2 separate regions of the Homo sapiens genome follow, and region 2 is linked to region 1. The links are chromatin loops, found by intact Hi-C in ENCODE. Cell type or tissue: heart right ventricle. All regions are shown on one strand. Each heading gives the region's core, and the rest is flanking DNA. Links, peaks and the distances in the headings are about the cores only. Region 1 has its middle 7.0 kb from the start of NUBP1. Region 2 has its middle 37 kb from the start of EMP2.

Region 1 (2,912 bases), core at 87-2,586:
GCTGTGGCCCAGTCCTCTGTGACAGGCCAAGTCTCAGCAGCATCTCCCCATGGAGGCCATTCCTGGCCTGCGGAACTGAACACACTGCGTTCCAGAAGTCTGAGCACGGTTTTCCATTCTAACAACTTCCGAAGTATGAATGCCATAAACTTAACAAAAATTAGCATTTGAAATTTTGTGTAATTTTCCTTTACACTTACTTAGTTCTGTGATTTTGAAAGACTAGATTTTAAATTTAAATTTAAATTTTTTTATTTCAGTTCCTCTGACTGAAGATGGTGAATAATGACTAAAAATGAAAGTTAAATTTACAAAGCTAAGTAAGTGCCAAGGATTTAAATAGACTTCAAAATAATTTTAAAAATAAATTAGTAAAACTATAGAGTCCGAAGATCAGGGTTGCTAGGAGTTCAGCGGGTGGGAGGGGATAAGGGGTAAACGGGAGCCCAGGGAACTTTTAGGGCAGGGAAGCTGCTCTGTGTGACTATGTAATGGTGGATGCATGTCATTATGCATTCGTCAAATCCCATAGAACGTACGACACCAAGAGTGAGGCCTAATATAAACCATGGGCTTTATTTAATAATAATGTGTCAATATTGGTTCATCAACTGTGACAAATGTACCACACTAATGCAAGATGTTAAAAATGGGGGAAACTGGGCAGGCGTGGTGCCTCATGCCTGTAATCTCAGCGCTTTGGGAGGCCGAGGTGGGTGGATCACCTGAGGTCATGAGTTTGAGACCGGCCTGGCAAACATGGTGAAACCCTGTATCTACTAAAAATATAAAAATTAGCCGGATGTGGTGGTGTGCGCCTGTAGTTCCAGCTACTCGGAAGGCTGCAAGGCAGGAAAATCGCTTGAGCCTGGCAGGCGATCTCACCACTGCCCTCCAGCCTGGGCAACACAGCGAGAATCTGCCTTACCAAAAAAAAAAAAAAGATTAGTGGATGAAACAAGACTAAAACCTGGTTACAGCGGCTAAAAATTTCAGCCAGACAGGGGCACTTTAAATATTCAAACAAGGTCAGCGAGCACCCTTAGAAAACACAGGAAGTGCCTGCGGTTCCTTAGTTATACCAGCAGGTGGAGCTCTCCCCCCACCTATGATCAAGGTACTCAGGCAATGGAAACAAAATTAAGTTTAGGTGTAGAAAATTTTCTGCTTCTTCCCTGGGATCCGGCAAATATAACAAGGGGCTATATACACACCAGGTGTTCAACACATAATTGAGTCGAAAAACAAGGCTCAGATGCATTATATAGAGAGAAACTGGAAAGGACGTGGATCCTTGAATGCCAGGTGTTCGCATTCAGGCTCCCTGTCTCAGTTTCCGTCTCTGAAAAATGTCAACAATAATATTCAAGGAATTATTGTTGGGAAGATTAAACAAGTTAATGAGTAAAACAGTTTTTTAGAGTGTCTGGCACTTTCAAGCCCTATATAGGTGTTAGTAATTATCAGTTTATTTCTTTTTTTAATGAGACAGAGTTTCGCTTTGTCTCCCAGGCTGGAGTGCAGTGGCACAATCTCGGCTCGCTGCAACCTCCGCCTCCCAGGTTCAAGCGATTCTCCTTCCTCAGCCTCCTGAGTAGCTGGGATTACAGGTGCCTGGCACCACGCCCGGCTAATTTTTGTATTTTTAGTAGAGACGGAGTTTCGCCGTGTTGGCCAGGCTGGTCTCGAATTCCTGACATCAGGTGATCCATCCGCCTTGGCCTCCCAAAGTGCTGGGATTACAGCCGTGAGCCACCACTCCCGGCCGGTTTATTTCTTAAGCTGCTTTGTTGAGGTATACCTGATATACAACAAACTGCACATATTGTAAGTATACAATTGCCAAGTTTTGACATATGTATGTACCCAAAGGTTTCCTTGTGGTCCGCTCTTGTTCTTTAGCAATCACTGACCTGTTTTCTTTCACTGTAGATTAGTTTGGATTTTCTAGAATTTTATATAAATGTAATCATACAGCATGCACGCTTTTTAATTCAGCTTCTTTCACTCAGCATATTTATTTTCGTTTCATCCACATTGTTGCGTGTATGAAGCTCGTTTCCTCTGGTTGCTATGTGGTATTCCATTGTATGATTATACTAGTTTATCTGTTAATGGACATTTGGCTGTTTCCAGTTTTGGGGTGTTACAAATAAAGCTGCCGTGAGCATTTTTGTGCAGGTCTTCATAGTGACGTGTATCTTCATTTCTCTTGCTTAAATACCTAGGAGTGGAATGGTAGATGTGCATTTAACTTTTAAGCAACTACGAGGCCGGCACGGTGGCTCATGCTTGTAATCCCAGCACTTTGGAGGCCAAGGCGGGTGGATCACGAGGTCAGGAGATCGAGACCATCCTGGCTAACTCAGTGAAACCCCCATATCTACTAAAAATACAAAAAATGAGCCGGGCATGGTGGCCTGTAGTCCCAGCTACTCGGGAGGCTGAGGTGGGAGAATCGCTTGAACCCAGGAGGCTGAGCTTGCAGTGAGCCGAGATCGCACCACTGCACTCCAGCCTGGGCAATGGAGCGAGACTCTGTCTCAAAAAAAAAAAAAAAAAAAGAAACTACGAAACTGTTTTCCATAGTGATTATGCATATTCACCTGCAGGATATGAGACTTTTAACTGCTCCATATTCTTGCCAGCAGTGGGTACAGACAACCTTGGATTTTAAATATTTCAATAGATGCATAGGTTACAGACAACCTTGGATTTTAAATATTTCAATAGATGCATACTGCTGTATTATTGTAGTTTTAATCTGCATTATTTTAATGACTGTGTTAAACATCTTTTCCTATTTATTTATTTATTTATTTATTTATTTTGAGACAGAGTCTCACTCTGTCCCAGGCTGGAGTGCAGTGGCCCAATCTCTGCTCACTGCAAACTCTGCCCCCCAGGTTCAA
Region 2 (2,912 bases), core at 181-2,680, 120 kb after region 1:
AAGAGGGAATTGGGAGAGAAGCCTGATTCTGCCAGAACCTGTCACGGGGCCTGTATGGCTCAGTACAGGCATCTGCTGAATGAGAAACCTTTTCAAAACAACGATCACAGCAGGCCTCTTGCACAAAACCCTCCCAGGGCTCCCCAGGGCTCCTAGGACACCCCATCTGCGGCTTCAACTCACTGCCACTTCTCCAGCTCCCCATTACCCCCGAGCTGCACTTTCCCACATCAGGGTCTTCGCGCGTGCTGTTCCCTCCTCCCTGAACATTGGTCCGTGTCCCTCCCTTCTTCCCCCAGTTCACAGCCTTGTGCTTGAGGTCACAGCTGTCAGTCAGTTTCCCAGGAAAGCCTTACTGGATCTCGCTGATGGGTCCTGTCAGCTTCTTTTTTTCCCCAGTCCAGTAGATTTCCTTTCCTTAGAATGTAGTTTCCCAAACTGCCTTGAAAATAGAGTCATGTGAAATATATATGTTTTAAAAATACAGATTGCTTGACCCTTTCCTATCCCTAGAGTCAGAAGCTCGGAGAGAGGGAGATGGGTGATGTTGAACCACCACCACGGGCTGGCAGCAGAGGGACGCCCCTACCCTAGGTTCTAAGCGCCAGGAAGTGGGCACCACCATTTCTTTATCGTTGCAACCCCACCTCCAGCACAGTGTCTGGCATGGGATCTGGCTCAAGACATTTTTATTAAGTGGATGGATGGCTATAGAATGAATGAAATTAGTCACAGTAACTAACTGTGATTCAATTCTGAGCATACTGTACTTCTTACCCGGCCTACGCAAGACTAGCCCACAAGAAGAATGCCAAGGTGGATGATGTGGGCGCTGGGAATCAGAGCTGAGAGAGAGTGAACAGGATGTTAATAAAACCCAAATGGGGTCCAGGATTGAGGCGAGTATGGGAAGAGGACACAAGTACCCACCCTGATGTAGCTGGACCCACCTCCTGCTGGGAGGGCATCTCTCCCCAAAGTCAGGTGGAGGCAGAGAATCGGTTACACCTGTTGGGGAACTGATGACCCAGACAGGACAGGGTAACAATGACAGCAATGAAGATGTGCCTTTTGGGCATCGGGATATTGCTAGGCAACTGCTTTGAGCATTTTGCACTTCAGGTCATGCATTCTAGTAGCTGCACCTGCTCCCTTGCTCCCTCTCCCTCTCCAGATCCTGCCATGCACCGCTTTCCTCTCTTTTCCCTCCCCTTCCAGTTCCTCCAAGTGTTAAACTTGGAATTGAAGTATTCCTTTCACCACGGTATGTCCTGGATTTCAAACAGCTCCTCTCTCCCTGCCAATCTCTCCATCGGAGCCCCTCTCCGTCTGTATTTGTTAATTTCAGGTTCTGTGAACATCGCCTCTGCTCTGGAGGTCAGGTGTGGTGGTGGGGCTCCTCCATCTGCTGTGAGAGTGTAGGGGTGAAGGGAGGAGGGACTGGGGGTAGCAGAAGGAGCCAGCCTCTTTCCCCAGCTCTCCTGCCTCTTGGCTTCCTACCCTGCAGCCAGGCCAGCACCCACAAGAGGCTGCAGCCTGCATTTCAGGATTTCTAGCTTGGCAGGGCGCCTGAGGGGGCAGGAAATGGAAAGAGAGGGCGGGAGGAGCCACAGGCTTTCCCAGTGCCCTGCCCAGGCTGGGATGAACAGTATCTTTGAGATCAAAAACCAACTGGCCCACACCCTGCAGAGCTGGCCTTGTCCCTGCCCCTTGATGGGAGGGGAGGGCTGAATCTGCAAAGTAGGAGGAGTGGGAGGTAGGGGCGCTAGGGAGTGGGTGGCCCCTGCTGTCACTGGGCCCAGGGGTTACTGTCAGGCCCCACCCCCGGGAGACAGAAAGGAGGCATTTCAGAGCTGGGTGGGCTGTGCTGACACTGAACGCTTGTTTGTCTGCCGCCCACACTCTCTGGGAATCGCCTGTGTGGCCAGGCACCCCAGGCGGAGGTTGCCGCTAACAGGAGGCCTGTGCCCATCGGCTCCCCCTCCCCAGAGGGGCAGCTCTGAGAGTGCCCCAAAGGACAAGGGACTGGGATTCTCAGTGGTGACCTTTGGGGCAGGACAGGGAGAGACCAGGGTAAGCCAGAGCCCTGGACTTTGCCAGGCCTCGTGAACAAAGCACCCAAAAAGTTTTAATAAAAGGCTCTGAAGACTCTGCCAACCTCCACCTCCGCCCCCCCCAGGAGAGTGTGGCCAACTGGGTGACTTGAGGGTGAAGGGTGAGAGCGTTGGACAGGCCAGGACTCGCTCCTGCTGCTGCGGGCTCCCTGGAGCAGGCGTCCCGGGAAATCAAAAATCCTCAGCCCACTCCTGAGTGCATTTCACAGAAGCAGTCTGAGCTCTGCCCTTCCTTTCTTGAAGACTGGCCTCCAGCTCACATGGGGCCCAGAAAGGAGCCCCCAGCTCCCCGGAAATCCTGGATCCAGGATTTCACAAGACAGCGAGCATTAGGGCTCCACAGAGCATTTGCTGAAGTTCTTTTTTTTTTTTTTTTTCTCAAAATGTGCGCCTTGGCTGGGATTCCCTGGGGGCAGAGAGGTGAGATGTGTTCACAGCCAGGAGGTCACAGCCCTCCTGACTCAGGTAGGGTGGAACAGACTGGGTAGGTGGCATCTTGGATTCTGACTTTGCTCTCTTAATCTATGGTCTTATTTACGGCTGGCTTCATGGACATTCACCTGTACAATCACACAGAAGTGCCATCTTAAAATTCCTTGTAATATTGAACAAGGAACTCTGTGTTTTCATTTTGCGCTGAGCCCTGAAAATTATGTAGCCGATCCTGGTCTTAAAACACAAGGGGCCGGGTGCAGTGGCTCACACCAGTAATCCCAGCACTTTGGGAGGTCAAGGCAGGTGGATCACCTGAGGTCAGGAGTTCGAAACCAGACTGACCGATATGGTAAAACCCTGTCT

What was found. Peaks named below come from ENCODE experiments on the same cell type or tissue, not always from the same donor. Only the 100,000 strongest peaks of a DNase experiment are listed, where the experiment ranks them.
Region 2: it touches region 1 in a loop (3.0-fold over the local background); 6 of 110 quality-filtered maps call a loop at or near these places.

Annotation. Positions count from the first base shown.
Region 1 is chr16:10,735,425-10,738,336 of GRCh38, reverse strand. No RefSeq gene overlaps it. Among named protein-coding and RNA genes, the nearest start is that of NUBP1, 7.0 kb to the left of the region's middle. RefSeq lists an enhancer at 580-629. In heart right ventricle, for the core only: CTCF peaks have their summits at 880 and 1,082 (motif pointing right); DNase peaks (open chromatin) are centred at 1,066 and 1,656; H3K27ac peaks cover 1,056 bases.
Region 2 is chr16:10,616,095-10,619,006 of GRCh38, reverse strand. No RefSeq gene overlaps it. Among named protein-coding and RNA genes, the nearest start is that of EMP2, 37 kb to the right of the region's middle. In heart right ventricle, for the core only: a CTCF peak has its summit at 1,534; DNase peaks (open chromatin) are centred at 1,576 and 2,176; H3K27ac peaks cover 2,297 bases.